Linked DNA regions of Homo sapiens: region 2 is linked to region 1. The links are chromatin loops, found by intact Hi-C in ENCODE. Cell type or tissue: HCT116. All regions are shown on one strand. Region 1 overlaps LOC101928272 (a long non-coding RNA gene). Region 2 overlaps KIN (Kin17 DNA and RNA binding protein).

What was found. Hi-C counts contacts between places; a loop is a spot of excess contacts. Peaks named below come from ENCODE experiments on the same cell type or tissue, not always from the same donor. Only the 100,000 strongest peaks of a DNase experiment are listed, where the experiment ranks them.
Region 2: it touches region 1 in a loop (9-fold over the local background); 7 of 110 quality-filtered maps call a loop at or near these places.

Annotation. Positions count from the first base shown.
Region 1 is chr10:9,205,173-9,213,172 of GRCh38, forward strand. The region is part of intron 4 of LOC101928272 (a long non-coding RNA gene); the gene reads right to left. Among named protein-coding and RNA genes, the nearest start is that of LINC00709, 66 kb to the right of the region's middle. In HCT116, a CTCF peak has its summit at 4,237 (motif pointing left); a DNase peak (open chromatin) is centred at 4,199.
Region 2 is chr10:7,753,024-7,761,023 of GRCh38, forward strand. It overlaps KIN (Kin17 DNA and RNA binding protein), which reads right to left. Exons shown (of 13, transcript NM_012311.4): 12 at 6,867-6,967; 13 at 1-3,119. The coding sequence ends at 3,057. Among named protein-coding and RNA genes, the nearest start is that of KIN, 31 kb to the right of the region's middle. In HCT116, a CTCF peak has its summit at 3,564 (motif pointing right); a DNase peak (open chromatin) is centred at 3,568.

The DNA.
Region 1 (8,000 bases):
AATAAATAAAATTCTTCATCTAAAGTTATTAAATTGGGTGATTTCTATTTAGAAAGAGTCTATACATTTGTCTGCAAGTTATTAGGTATCTGGAATTCCTGTTTTGGGGTTTTTTGTTTGTTTGTTTGTTTTTTGAGACGGAGTTTCGCTCTGTCACCCAGGCTGGAGTGTAGTGGCACGATCTCGTGGAATTCCTGTTTTTGCTTTCATGTTGCTAGGATTTTAGTCTCATTCTATTTGGTTTATGCATAAGAACTCAGATTGAAAAAAATAGTCTTATGTCATAATTTCTTTGAATAGTACAACATTCTTCTTTGCAACTCTTCTGTCTCCAGTCTTCTGGCAGTTGATGCCACTGCCTCAGATGCCTGATGGGCTTCCTGGCACTTTTATAATATATCACTGAGTATTGGCTTACAAGTTTTAGGAGAAAATAGAGCTGAAGACCTGAACTTTCCCATTTGGCAGCTCTTCACCATCAGTGCTCACGTCTGAATTGTTGACTATTCTTAAATCATGAAAGGACTTCTGCAAACCTTGTAAAGACCTTAGTTCAAAAACATTTTTATTTGTAGTTTAGAGACCCACAGAGAAAGTGACCTTTCAAGAAGATGGGTTCAACCCAGAGAATGAGGAAATGGCTAAGAACAAATATTAACCCAGTGAAATGAGTATGAAGAAGGCCAAGTAGGAATAGAGGCAAATTATGGAATCTGTATATTTTATTGGACTGAAAATATCCTTTGGCAGTACCTAGGGAACCAGGAAGGCTGGGGAAGGAGAATATAGCCTTAAAAATGTATAATCACTACATGGATAGCCATTTGTCCAAGAACTTTCCAACTATGAAAGACTTTAAGAATTTGCCTGACTTTTATCATTTACTTGTGTCAGAATTTGAACTCTTACTTTTATGTATGTAATGCCTAAATACATAAACATCCTGCAAATAAAAACTGCAACCTCCTGGAATGTGGAGCTACTTTCACTGCTGTTCTAAAAGAACTTTTCTCAAACATTCTCTAAAGTGAATACTTTGCCTTACTGATAACCAGTGCCATTGCAATACAAACCAAGCACAGAACAACAGAGATTGGGCAACCTACAATCTGCATTCAACTTGAAGACCTTTGAGGACGGGGTTCTGTCTGCACTGTCTTCTTCTGTGGGATGGTGGTGGTGTGTGTGAACAAGCGCAAAGTCCATATCCAGTGATACACTTTTAATATTCTATTCCTTAAATGACATATTTAATGCAACTGGCATTTATTGTCATGCATTAACAGGCAAACATATAAGTCGCGGGAAAACGCCATCCCATGCAAAATTTATATATATATACACACACACACACACACACACACACACACACACACACACACACACATATGTATATATATAAAGCATCATTTCCCAAATTGCAACATCAACATATAGCCCTACTCTGAGTTATGTGGTCCTAGAAGTCATGTGTCTTCTCATATATGTGTGTATGTGTGCTTGCCTAAACACACAAATTCAAAGTACTGTTCACTCTCATCATTACATTCTTAGCGAGTGTCAAGATTTAGAAAGAAATTATTGCTTATAGTGCTTCTAAAACATTGATATTTGTTTTCAATATCAAGATCAAATATCAATGTTTTAGAAGCATTAGAAGCAATCAATGTTTTAGAAGCATTAGAAGCAATGATTTCTTGAAATCTGAAATATCCTTTTGTGATCTAAGAAATTTAAAATTAAAAGTTACTTCTCAGGTATAAGGTCAACAGATAACGAGAAAAAATATTTAGGATCTCATTTTCCATTTTCCAAGATTTCAGATTAGGGTATTTCTTCAATCCTTTGAAGTCATAAACCTTTGACTAAATTTTCCCTAGAAAAATTGAAGCTGAAACTTAGGACTCTAAAAAATGAAAAGTTTTTAAATCATACATCAATATATACATTAAAAGGGAGATTGCTGATCCCCAAGGGGAGTGATTTTAGCTTGAATTATCTGTTTGATTTCATATATTAGACAGACTTTCATATATATGTCATATATATGAAATGTCATATGATAGTATTTCATGTGTATATGACAGTATTACAAATTCACCTTACTTTATGTAAACAAAGTTTAGTCCATACAACTTTAGTTTTCAAATAAATAGAAAATTAAAATATGCACCAAATACTTTGTCTCCATTTATATCTGGCTTTGTGATGAAAGTGAAGCAAGTTTTGAAAATTAGTATTTTTACTCAGTCAATTATCTAAGAGCACAAAGTAGATCTGCCTTGGTTGTTTCCAAGTGCTCCTGAATAAGGCCACACTTCTATGCAAGAATCTGCCAGTGTGATGGAAAGACAGAAGCAGTCCCTTCAGGTTCTTATTATTGTTGTTGTTGTTTCTTGAAACGGAGTTTTGCTCTTTCGCCCAGGCTGGAGTGAAGTGGTGCGATCTCAGCTGACTGCAACCTCTGCCCCCGGGTTCAAGTGATTCTCCTGCCTCAGCCTCCCGAGTAACTGAGACGGGGTTTTGCCATGTTGGCCAGGCTGGTCTTGAACTCCTGACCTCAGGCAACCCACCTGCCTCGGCCTCCCAAAATGCTAGGATTACAGGCGTGAGCTACAGTTGTCCAGCCTCCTTCTGGTTCTTAATCAGGAAACCCCAAATATACTTGACTGGTTTGTTGTCCCATAAGGTATGGACTTCTTGTGGGAAGTAAACAAAAAATAAATATTCAAAACCTGGCTTTATCTTGCCTAGTTTGTTTTTACAAATCCAAATATATCCATGTAAGGTATATGCAAAAATATCTCTTGATCTAGTGACAAAATCTGTGCATGCAAAATTAAAAGTGGCTTATATTAACAGAGAGAAAATTTTCCTTTTATATGCCTACTACTCATTGAATAATATATGTTTATTCAGCTAGTGTTTTGTGTTGTGAAGAATAAGAAAACTTAATTTGAAATTTGGTATTTAAAAACATTTTTTCCCGTGCTAGCTAAACTTAAACATACTATAATATGCTTCAAATTTTCATTCTAGTTTTGTTGTTGTTTCAAGTTTTGTTTTGCTATTCTGTGGTATTCTTAACCATTTCATCTTCCATCAGAGGGGTGTGAACATCATTTTCACAAGCAAATGAAAGATATATAAGAGGCCTAGTGCAAACTGTAACTTCCATAGATGTCAGCTAATTGTAAAAGTTAATTATTAAGTTTTGTTTACTAGAAAAGCATGACATGCTGCTTGCCAAAGTTTTTATATGTTAAAATAGTAATAAGGAGTTATAGATAAATGTGTTTCCTGAACTAAGGATAATTAAATTTATCAATTTTTTTTATTTCATATATTTACACAAATTTTCTCCCTCTTTATTTTACCTTAAAAATGTGATCATTTTACCCCACTCATGTTTCCCATCCATATAACTAAGCAAAGTTATTTGGCATTAAATCCTTCCTTCTCTGAACAGAAGTGATTCATTGTTCCAGATAATATCTAACACCTTCATAATTATCATTAATCTTTGAATTAATACAAATTTAGATATTTATATATTTTAACACCACACAAAATTCGTTGTAAAAACCTTTAGCTTCTTTAGTATACCTAAAATAATGTTTTCAAAGGTTTTTTCCTTACTGTAAGTTTAAAACCAATTCACTGTGGAAAACTAAACTGTCATCAGCTAATTGTCTCAACTACAAACATTTATTTGAAGTGTGTATACATGTCAGAATGTGTGTGTGTATAGCTTGTGAGAACAAGTGATTTAGACTATAAAATGCTGAAAAGAGTGAAGGCTATTCTTGCTATATGGTAGAAAGTGAATTCATAACAAGTATATTTTTGAGATGTTGGTCCTGTGCAAGCTTAACATCATTCAGCAGCGGAAAGGAATCTGGTGCCCTATTTGTACTTCCATCTCACCTCCTATTCACTTTCTTTGTAACCTTTTTTCTTCTTATGAACTTGGCATTCTATTGAACATCAGGTTCCCAAAGAGTAATAGCAAATAAGGAAGCTTTATGGGCTGCCTTAGCATCGGGTGCACCAGAAGACGACAGATCCCAAAGGAATGCGAGATGTGTGCTGGAGACTCACCCCAGCGTATTTACACTTTGATGGTCCTGAGAAACTTAGGACCCAAGGGTTGTGGCGCTAAATCTCATCAAAGGTACCATGCACATTTTAGAGACAAAAGCTGGCATTGCCATCCAGTGGCGACATCCGGTATTGCATGTTCAACCAAACCCCGTTTGTTTTGCTTGGACACCGTGTCCTACATAGAAAATAAAATACAATGACTTTGTTTATTTTCTCTTCTATCTTAACAATTCAATGTATGTAATAAGCAAGCAGAAGTAGTTGTTAAAGTATCTTTCATTTTAAGTTAGTTTTACTATTTCCCCTCTAGGTTTGGATGTAGCGTGTGTAGAATGAACAAATGTGTAGGCAAAATAAAAATTTACTAATATTTTTGAACGAAGATTTAAAGTACTTAAAATGGACTCCAAATGAGCAACTCTTTATAAGATCAGGGAATTTCTAGTGATTAAAAATCGCAATGGTTCGGCCCATTTATTTTAATAGCATTACTATTAACTCAAAGATGTATTGATATGGACTCACACCAAGGTTGTGATTATACCAACCTAAGCTCTCCAACTTAGAGTACCTGGTGCAGTTCACATGTGTGTGTTTAATAAACGCATGAACTAAGAAAGAAGAACATGGAGAGATTTTTCCTGTTGTCAGTTTGATGTTGAAGGGCACATTGTTTTTCTATTATGTTGCTGATTTCTGTATTTATTCCACATATATCAGAAACATTTCTCCCACCTTCTGGGTAAATTGCAATGGAGGTCTCACCCAGAACATTTAGGTTTGAATTGGTTAACAATTCAAGCAGCCCTACCTTTTCAGCACTTTTTATTTTTTAAAAAAAATAGCATTTTGTTTTTCCTTCAAACCTCACATCTTCCAAGCCCTTCAAAGAGCTGTACTGATGAATGCATGTTTCTAATAGACTTCAAGAGGGTTATCCTGGACGCCTGGTATAAGTTCAGGGGTCCCCTCCCCCTTTATTTACCTGTTATGTGTCATTAGCTCCTGCTTTTTTTTAATGTTACAAACTCTGTGTACTTTTTGTAGGCATTGGTTTTCAATGCTGCGTTGCCATTTGGTTTTCATTCATAGGAGAAGTTTAAAAGGAGAAATGAGATCTTACATGAAAGATTGTGCTCAGCACTTTTTATTTGGCAGGGGAAAATATGAGTGGAGTTATTTCACCTAAGACATAGAATTATTTTGTTACGTGAAAGACATTATTTATATTTTCTTATGTTAATACAAATATATAACGCATTCAAGGTAATCCACAAAGCTAAAATGAAAATCCAGTTATCTGAGATTTGTTTCCTTGGCATACGTACTAACCAGTCTATAGGGGGCCTTTGGCACATAAATGTTCATTTACTTTGAGCTTAGTGGCATCAGCCATTTTTAACAAACCATAAACTGCTAACAAGCTTCAACATAAAGAAGAAACATATAAAGACAATATGGATAAGATATGTAAATAGTAACACCCTGACTTACAATGACTTTTTTATTTGAAATAACTTTTATTAAGCAGAGTGAACTGAATGGATCATTTTCATGTATATTCACCCATTAAAATAATTTAAATATTTTCTTTAAAAAGAAAAAAATTGGTATTTGTTACCTTTCTGTTTTTCTGCTATATATTTTCTTAATATGTAAGCAAATGTTTTCTTTCAGAAAAGTTGGAATTCATCCAAATTACAACAACAAAAAAATATGCACACAATTAAGTATTCTTAGAAGTGCTATCCAGTGCCCACTTTCTTCTTGTTTGGAGTACATGTGTTTATATTCCACTCTTCAGGCCTTGAGCCTGCATACTGGGCTGTCTTTGTGTGGCAATATGGTTAGTTCATTTAATAAATTAATCATTTTGTTACTAATATTATTTTAAAATGCACACGTACCGTTCATATTTCTGTTCTGATCTCAATTACTGTTTGGAGTACTTGAGTTTATAAAGTGAAACACTGCTGTCATTATAGGATCAGTTTTTGAGAGTTTTGTGATGGCTTTGTCATTGGACATGCAAAAGACCCAAAGTGACAATACAAAGTAAGAAAGAATGGGAAGACTTGTTAAGAGAGAGCATGGCACTGGATCTCAGTTGTCCCTTGCTAGGAATTATTGTCATATACTCAGTGCTGACAACTATAGGTTGGAATTTTGCAGTGCAGTTGCCTTAAATTTTAACCGTGGAAATAAGCCATTTTCATACCCTTCCCATTGAAAACTGTTGTAAGGCTTGGTATCCTGAAAATCTGCATCTAGGAGATAGTCTAGTACGCTCCTGGTCACTTGGTAGTCCTCTAGGTTATCAGATTGACAGATCACAGAAAGAAGGGTGAATATAGTATAACAAGGTATTTTGAGAGAGAGAACTTTTATTCACCTAATTTTTATTAAAGTATATTGTTATATTTGTTCTATTTTATTATTAGATATTGTTGTTAATCTCTTGCTGTGCCTAATTAATAAATTAAACTTTATCGTAAGTATGTATGTATAGAAAAAACGTGGTATATATAGGGTTCAACGTTGTTTTGGGCATCCACTGGGGTCCATGAAACGTAGCCCCCGTGGATAAAGGGGGGGCTACTGCACACTTAAATATGGACTACTGTTATTCCCTCTGCAAATACTTCTTGGAAAGTTATTAAATGAAGATAATGTGGAGTCCTGTACAAAAATCAGTCAACTTAATAATACTCCAAAGACATTAGGCTTTTTAATTACTGGTAGAAAAGCTGTTGTATAAGTCTCACTTTGTATTTCAACTTGAAGCAGCTTCCTAGGATTCCATACCAAGATCTTCCCCTTTACCTGTCTATATTTTACACTGAGCTTGAAGAGATAGTTTAAGATTGGCTGTAGGAGAAAAAGCCAGAATACAATGGTGCATTTATAAGAACCTAATACCTGGGCAATGTGTTATGATGTTTAACTATTTAAAAAGAAAGACTTTATACTGGGAAATTAAGTCATAAAGATGCCACCATTCCCATCCATTGACTCCACATACCGCTACCCTCCAATGCCAAAGTCCACAGAATTTGGCCATCAAATATCTATATATAGTTTTGATGAAGTTAGGAGATTTACCTAAATTTATGTAATGTTTTATGCTTGTAAATTTGATCTAAATAGAAAAAGTAAAGTAAACCATTAAAAACCTCAATGGACAGTTGATGCAAAATATGGAAAAATAAGAATATCAATGGATGCAATCCAGTATGAAAACAGGCCTCATTAAAAGCGAAACATTCTGTCCTCCTCCTTTACAACACACTTACAAGATTTCCAAAATCGCATTTAGATGGTAGTTTTAAAAATGTATGAAACTGAATCAAAGTAAAAAATGTTTCACAGTGACAAAAATATACAAAGCAAAAGTTGCTGCTAAAACCAAAATAGATTACTTCTAGTTTTAAATATATATATTTTTGACAAAATTATGTTTTAAAAAAATCTTTTACAATCTATAAATAATAATTCTGCTAAATTTACTGAATGTGAACAGGTAATAAATAAGAATAATGGTAACTATGAATAGAAGAAAATACTTTCCCTACTGTATATACCTGACTTCAAGAAATTTATCTCTCTGCTGTCATTCTCTTAGGCCAGATGCTAGTTTGGAAAAAGGAAAATAATATCATAATATTTTTTGGCATTACACCCTAATTAAAAGGGCAGTTGGCAAAATTTTGTTGCATATATAACTTGATTTCTAGAGCTACAGTGTTTGAAAACATCATCTGGGCTAGGGATGCAGGGCAGCTAATAAGACTATCTCAAACAATATGTCACTAATCCAGAAACTGTAATTTCCTATCAAAACGAGGCATTTTCCTTATATGTAATGTGAATATTCTTCCCTAAAAGCATAGAGTGTG
Region 2 (8,000 bases), 1.5 Mb before region 1:
CACAGAGACTGCTCTAAAAAGTAAAGTCTATGTTTGAAATAAAGAAAAATAGCTTATGATACTTCAAAAATCAAAGTCTAATATGAGACCTGTTGTTAGTTATCTGCAGTCATTTTGCTTAGCATAAACTCTATCAAGTTCTACAGACTCAGAGGGAAAAAACTACTGTGAAGTCTATAATCGTATTTTTATGCTTCAGATATTTTTTATTGAATTTAACCTCAAGTATGCTGCCTCATTTCATTCTGAAATAATTTCAGAAAGACGTTGGAGAATTAAATGTGGGAGGCAGACATGAAACATTTTTTCTCTGAAGAAAACCACCAAGTTGATTCCAAACGTACATACTTGGGGGAGGCATATGTAATTTGTCTGGTTTTACTCATCACTATTTGTTATCAGGGAGAACCATTCTCCTTTTTGAAATTCTTCAGACCAGATTCTTAGTAGTCCAGGCTCAACTTCTTGGCTTCATTTCTGGACATGACCACTCACTGCCATTTATTCAATACCTACTATGTGCTGGACTTCATGTCTGATGATTTATATGTATTTTCTGTAGGTCTCCCATCAACCCTGCTGAAAAACATTTTGACAATTTATACATTAAAAACATTGCAATTCAAGAACATTAACATTCTAATATTACAAAGCCAATGAACAGAACTGCCAGAATTTGATCTAAAGACTGCCCACACCCAAAACCCAGTTGCTTTCCATAATGTGCTGTCAGGTTACTTTGGAAAAACCTTAATTCATCCCTGAGGAACATTTTCTGTAAAGCTTCTGCCATCATCCTATTAGTATTTCTTTACTGCCTCTTACATTTCTGCTAACAGCATACGTTCTCCCATCTTCTGAGAATAGAAGCAATCAGCCCTCCCTGACTCTCAGTTAAAGAGAGAGATCCCAGGGTTTGGCACCATACCTGTGTCTGACGTCAGCTTATACCCATCCTCATGTTTGAAGTGATCATCCTGGTATGGTCTGTTTTTTGTTTGAACTCTTGTAGAAGATCAACTCAGGCAAGGCGTGGTAGCTCACACCTGTAATCACAACATTTTAGAAGGCCGAGGCAGGAGGATTGCTTGAGCTCAAGAGTTTGAGACCAGCCTGGGCAACATAGCAAGACCTCATCTCTACTAAAAATCAAAAAAATTAGCCAGGCATGGTAGTGCATGCCTGTAGTCCCAGCTACTCGGGAGGCTGAGGTGGGAGAATCAATGACCTAAGCCCAGGAGGACGAGGCTGCAGTGAGCCATGATTGTGCCACTGCACTCCAGGCTGGATGACAGAGCAAGACCCTATCTCAAAAAACAGAACAAAAAAAAAGAGGCGTAGTGGCTCATGCCTGTAATCCCAGCACTTTGGGAGGCTGAGGCGGGCAGATCATAAGGTCAAGAGATCGAGACCATCCTGGCCAACATGGTGAAACCTCATCTCTTCTAAAATTACAAAAATTAGCTGGGCGTGGTGGCGCATGCCTGTAGTCCCAGCTACTCAGGAGGCTGAGGCAGGAGAATGGCTTGAACCCGGGAGGTGGAGGTTGCAGTGAGCCGAGATTGCACTACTGCAATCAGCCTGGGTGACAGAGTGAGACTCTGTGTCAGAAAAAAAAAAAAAAAGAAAAAGAAAAGATAGATCATCTCTCTCTTCCCGGTGCTGCTGAAGGGTAAGATGTAAACCTAGAGTGCTCAAGAATGTAAATGTAGAGAGCCAGCACAGGAGCCAGAGACAGAGCGGAAGCCCAGGGAAGGCTGTTCACACCCGGTCCCGCTGCCCTGGAAGCTAGCGTCTGCTCCTTTCAGTCATGTGCACTACAAATATCCCTTCGTTTTTCCTTTGGCACAGGCAAATGTGGGTTTCCTGTCTTTTGCATTCCCTAATAATACACTGCCCTACTTATTTCAAACTGTATGGTTAGGCAGGGTGCTGTGGCTCACACCTGCAATCCTAGCACTTTGGGAGGCTGAGGCAGGAGGATCACTTGAGCCCAGGAGTTTGACAGCAGCCTGGGCAACACAGTGAGACCATGTCTCTAAAAGTAAAAAAATTAAAAACAAATAAAACTATAGTTCAACATTGCTGGTAGGACTGTAAAATGGTATAGCTGCTCTGGAAGAGTTTGGCAGAAGCGAAAGCTTCTGTTCACATAAAATCCTGTAAATGGGTGATCATGGCAGCATTATTCACAATAGCCAAAAAGTAGAAACAATCTAAATGTTTATCAGCTGATGAATGGACAAACAAAATACGGTACATCCATACAGTGGAATATTAAGCAGCCATAAAAACAAATGAAGCACGCCTACATGCTACTGCATGGATAAACCTTGAAAACATGATGCTAAGTGTAAGAAGCCAGTCATAAAAGATCACATATTATATGATTCCATTTATAAGAAATGTCCAGAAAGGGCAAATCCATAGAGACAGAAAGTACATTAGTGGCTGTCTAGGGCTAGGGCAGAGGGGAAAAATAGCGATTGACTATTAAAGGGTTTCATTTTGGGGTATGAAAGTGTTTTAAAATCAGACAGTGGTGATGGCTGCACAATTCTGCAAAAATACTAAAAACCACTGAATTGTATGTATATTTTAAATGAGTGAACTGTATGGTATATGAATTATTACCACAATAAAGCTGCTTCTATATTTATAGTTTGACATTTAAAATTTAGTCACACTTAGAGTTCAACTTTACTACTCTACTACTGAAAATATAGAGTGTATGAAGGATTTCCTCCAATTACATGATTCTAAATTGTCATAGATAAAACACTTTATAATAACATTCTTTAATGAAGATATAAACTCATCAAGTAAATTACAAAGGAAACAAAAATAACAAGGACAAAATTACATAGTTTGATACCTCATGAGACATAATTAAATTCTTCTCAAAGTTTAGCTGAACAACTATACAGTAATATTTTCAAAAACCTGTTTGTTTTATACAAAAGAATATACCCTAACACAGTAGAGTCTCATAATGCCTTGGCGAACACCAATTTGATGCTTTAAGATTTTAATGTATTGTTAACAAATTTTCAAACTCAGGCAAGTTTAGAAATGTCTTCATATTGAATTCCTTCAACTCTGCGTCCTTTTAAAGGGCCCTACAAATTAAAATAATTTAAAATAAGGTTAAAAACACATATTCCTAAAAGACAAAAAAATGACACCATACTTATGGATACAAATTTGCCTTTTCCGCATCCCTAAAATACCATTAAGATTGTTAACATTTGTATACATCTATGAATTTTAAGAATAATCTATGGCATTCTCATTAAGAACTACCATATTTTCTTCTGTGACATCTGACATACGTTATCAATAGACATTGTGGCAGAGACCTGCAAGCTGTTCAGTATCTCCTCTGCTTCCTGGATAAATAGCCAGTTTCCTGGCTCCCTTGTGGTTAGCTGTGGCCATGCATGGAGCTCCAGCCCATGAAAGCAAACAGAAGTGACGGTCCAGACGTGCTATAACTGACACACAATCTGCCAAGCTCCTTTTGCCTGCCCAGTGCACACAGACATGGCAACTGGAGATGCCACTTGAGGGCAGTAGAGGCACTAGCTGGAAGGACCCTGGGTTCACAAATCGCCACTTAGAAAGAGTTCCCTGATCAAAAATACCCATTTGGGGTTTTTAGAGTGAAACGTTAACTTCTACCATGTTTGTGCCATTGTCCATTTGGGGTTTTCTTTTTTTTATAGGAAATATCATTTTGTAAGCATTACGATACTCAAACATGTTTGTCTAGGTTGGCTGTGATAGTTACACTGGTCCAGATTATAAAAAGAGTCCAACTTTAACTTTATTTTCTTCTTTCATATCGAACAAAAAGGGAAAGAGGAAAACTTAATTAATGAAAGATATTTTCTATCACAAAAGCGGATATAACCTGGGAACACAGAGGCTAAGAATATGGGCTGTGAACCTACACTCCCCAAGTTCAAATCTCACTTTCAACAATTGATTTAACCTCTCTGTCCTTCAGTTTCCTCTCTGTGCCTTATTATCTCCCAGTGGAAATAATGGTAATGTCTGTATGATTGGGTTGTTGGGAAATATAAATGAGTTATTTCATATAAAGTGACTAGACCTGGAACTTAATATGAGTGAGAGCTCAATAATTTTCAACTCTAATTATTATTTAATCTTTTGTTTAAAATTTGAGAGTTGGGTCGGGCGCAGTGCTCACATCTGTAATCCCAGCACTTTGGGAGGCCGAGGCAGGTGGATCACCTGAGGTCAGGAGTTTGAGACCAGCCTGACCAACATAGTGAAACCCTATCTCTACTAAAAATATAAAAATTAGCTGGGCATGGTGGCACACACCTGTAATCCCAGCTACTTGGGAGGCTGGAGCAGAAGAATTTCTTGAACCCGGAGGCAGAGGTTGCAGTGAGCTGAGATCGCGCCATTGCACTCCAGCCTGGGCGACAGAGTGAGACTCTGTCTTGAAAATAAATAATAAAATAAAATAAAATTAAATTAAATAAAATTAAAATTAAATTTGACAGTTAATCCTCTCCCTTGCAAAATATAACATGATGATGATGACAATAATGATGATGACAATGATGATGACTCTAACCCTAGAACTGAGATTTTAACATTTTTTTACTGCTTCCCTTCACAACAAATAATTATCATATTTAAAGGAATTAAGTTCCCAGATAAAGTATAACCTAGGTTAGATTTTTCATTATCATGTTTAATGGTCTATGGTCAATTACATTTTTCTGATAAGTACCATAAATCTGGAGAATAAGAAGGGAGCCAGACATTTGGGCTTATAGGGCAAATAGCTAAAAAGCTGAAGCTATTTAGGAACAATTTATTGGATGTTAAAAATCTGCTTGATATATGTATAAATTTCAAATATTATCAACGACATGAAAACTTAAGGTGCCAGAAATGATAAAAATAACCACTTGCAAAGCTCAAGTGATGACACAAGCATATACAGAGATTTTTTTTTTTTTTTTAATGAGGACAGGCTGAAGAAAGGAAGAAAAAAAAATTAGGAGACAGATTCCCTTTTTTTTTTTTTTTGAGACGGAGTCTCGCTGTCACCCAGGCCGGAGTAAGTGGCGCAATCTTGGCTCACTGCAATCTCTGCCTCCCAGGTTCAAGCGATTCTCCTGCCTCAGTCTCCCGAGCTGGGACTTCAGGCATTTGCCACCGCGCCCAGCTAATTTTTGTATTTTTAGTGGAGATGGGGTTTCTCCATGTTGGCCGGGCTGGTCTCGAACTCCTGACCTCAGGTGATTCGTCCGCCTCAGCCTCCCAAAGTGCTGGAATTACAGGCATGAGCCACCATGCCAAGCTGGTAGATTCCCTCTTCTAAAAGAAGTACATGTTGCTTTGCAATCAAACAGAAAGGCTTTTCATGTGGATTTGCTGCTAAGTTCTACCTCAGTACAGAAGATGAAACTGGGTCTACAGTGCAGAAGGTGAGAAATTAGTTTTTGATGAATGGACACAACCTGCGAACCAAAGGTATCGAGATGGAACTCAACACAGCCTCAACAGTAATCAGTTGTTTTGTGTTTCCCTGAGATGAAAACATGAAACAGGATCTGCATTTGATAGCACTATGAAATTAATAAGGTAAGTTTCATGCATGGTCCATGCAAAAAAAAAAAAAAAAGAAATTAATAAGGGAAGGATAAGCAAGTTGTCAAGGAAATACTGGATTTTCTACTGCCTTATGCTGATAGAGTCAGAGAAAATCTTATAGAGTTTTTTGTTAAAACTCAATCTGCTAATTTAGTCAGACTGACATGTTCCTCAATGCCAAGTAGGAGTCCTTTTTCCCTTTCTTCCCCTTAGTTTACGTTAGTAACAGTTAGCAAGTAACAGCTTCTAGGTTAGCATTGTCAGGATCAGAAAGAAAAAAAAAAAGGAGAAAAGCTTGATTTACTGAAATGAGAATTCTCTCAAATAAGGACCTAAATGGTTTTTCCAGAAAACCTTCCTAGACACATATTCTCTAACAGGTCCATGGGCTTAGGGGGCCTATAAACTCCCCAAGAGAACAAATAAAATTTGGCAATTATGTGCAATGTTTTGAAGAGTCTAAACTTTCATTAAACTCTCTAAGTGAGCTATTACTCCCAAGCTCCCCCAGAAATACTAAAACTGACTGTACTGGAGATAAAAAATTCTTTTGTTTAGCATCAAAGATATGCAGTGCAGTAGTTCAGAGTTCTAAAAGGAAACTTTCTTTCTGAAGATATCTCAGACCTCACTCACAGACCTGTGAGTGAAATATCAGTTCTAAGTCAATAACCAACTTTATTTATAAGTCAGAGTTCTTTAAATTACTGTATTGATCTCTGCTACCTTAAATCCTTTATGAAAAAAGGGGAGACATTTTAAAAAGTGGTTGACCTCTGTGGTTCCCTCCCTCTTGACAATGACTTTACTTCCCCCACTAACTTTACTATGCCAAATTGAGTTTTATATTCGATATGAGGGGAAAAAAGGATATAAAACTGTACCTATTACACACACTTTCATAAAACACCAAGATTGGAAAGGAACAGACCAAAATATTAATGGGGTTTATTGTTGGGCTGGGGGACTATGATTAATTTTTATAATTATTTATATTAAATTATGTTTTTTGGGGTTTTATGCATGAGTACACATTTCTTTTATAATCAGAAAATAAAATACTTTAGCAATGGCAGAGTCACTGGAGAAAATAAGCTTACAGATTTCCAAATAGGATAGAAGGCTAACAAAAAACTCAAATTCTAAAATAAAGAACAATCCAATTAAAAAAAACTATGGCACATTTTTAAAGCATTTTGAAATTTCTGTCTTTGTGTAAACAAACTTACAGTTTCAATGACGATAGTAGCTGAAAAAGTCTTCTCATTGATGGATTCTAGGGTACCTTCATTTCCTCTGTAGCCTCCATTTAAAACTAGAATTCTTTTTCCTATGATGGAAAAGAATATAAAAATTAATGTGAAGAAATATCTCCACTTTTCTTCTAACTTGTTACAGCAAAATGTACTACACTGAATAAACATAATAAAAAACAAAACCCTTTTTCTTAGAAGTTCTCAATCATTTAAGAAGTGTGTAGTATTTTAGTGCGGTGTATGGATACTTTCACTACTCGAACATTATAAGACTTCTCATTTTTCCCCCAATTATTTGTTAAAGGAATATGTATGTTTTACTTTTAGACTGCAAAGAATATAAGGTACTTGGAGAAAATGTTCAGAGTCCAGAAGTAATCAGAGACAATTTAGCTTACTTTGTCTCTTTGCAAAATTCATAAGATGGTTTGGCAGTTTTACAAAAATTTAAACTTATACCTAACATGTGACTGAGCCATTCTATGTATTTACCCAAGAAAAAAGAAACCAGATATCCACACAAAGCTTTGTACGTATATGTTCACAGCAGTTTTATTTTTAACAGCCAAAAGCTGTAAATAAGCCAAATGTCTATCAACAGATAACTGGATAAACAAACTGGTACAGTAGTCCCCCCTTATCCCAGGTTTTGGTTACTCTCAGTCAGCGTGGTCCAAAAATAGGTGTGTAAAGTACAATAAAATATTTTGAGAGAAAGAGACCACATTCACATAACTTTTATCATACTATATTATTATAATTGCTCTATTTTATTATTAGTTATTATTCTCAATCTTTTACTGTGCCTAATTCATAAGTTAAACTTTATTATAGATATGTATGTAGGAAAAAACATAGTATATATAGTGTTTGGTACTATCCATGGTTTCAGGCATTCACTGGTGGTCTTGGAAGGTATAGGTTAAGGGGGAATACTGCATATCCATACAATGACATACAGCAAGAAAAAAGAATGAACTACAGATACGTTCCACCACATAGGTGAATCCAAAATAATTACACTGAGTGAAAGTAGCCAGACCAGAAAACAGGACACATTTATATTTATAGAAACTTAATTTATATAAAATTCTAGAAAAATATGAA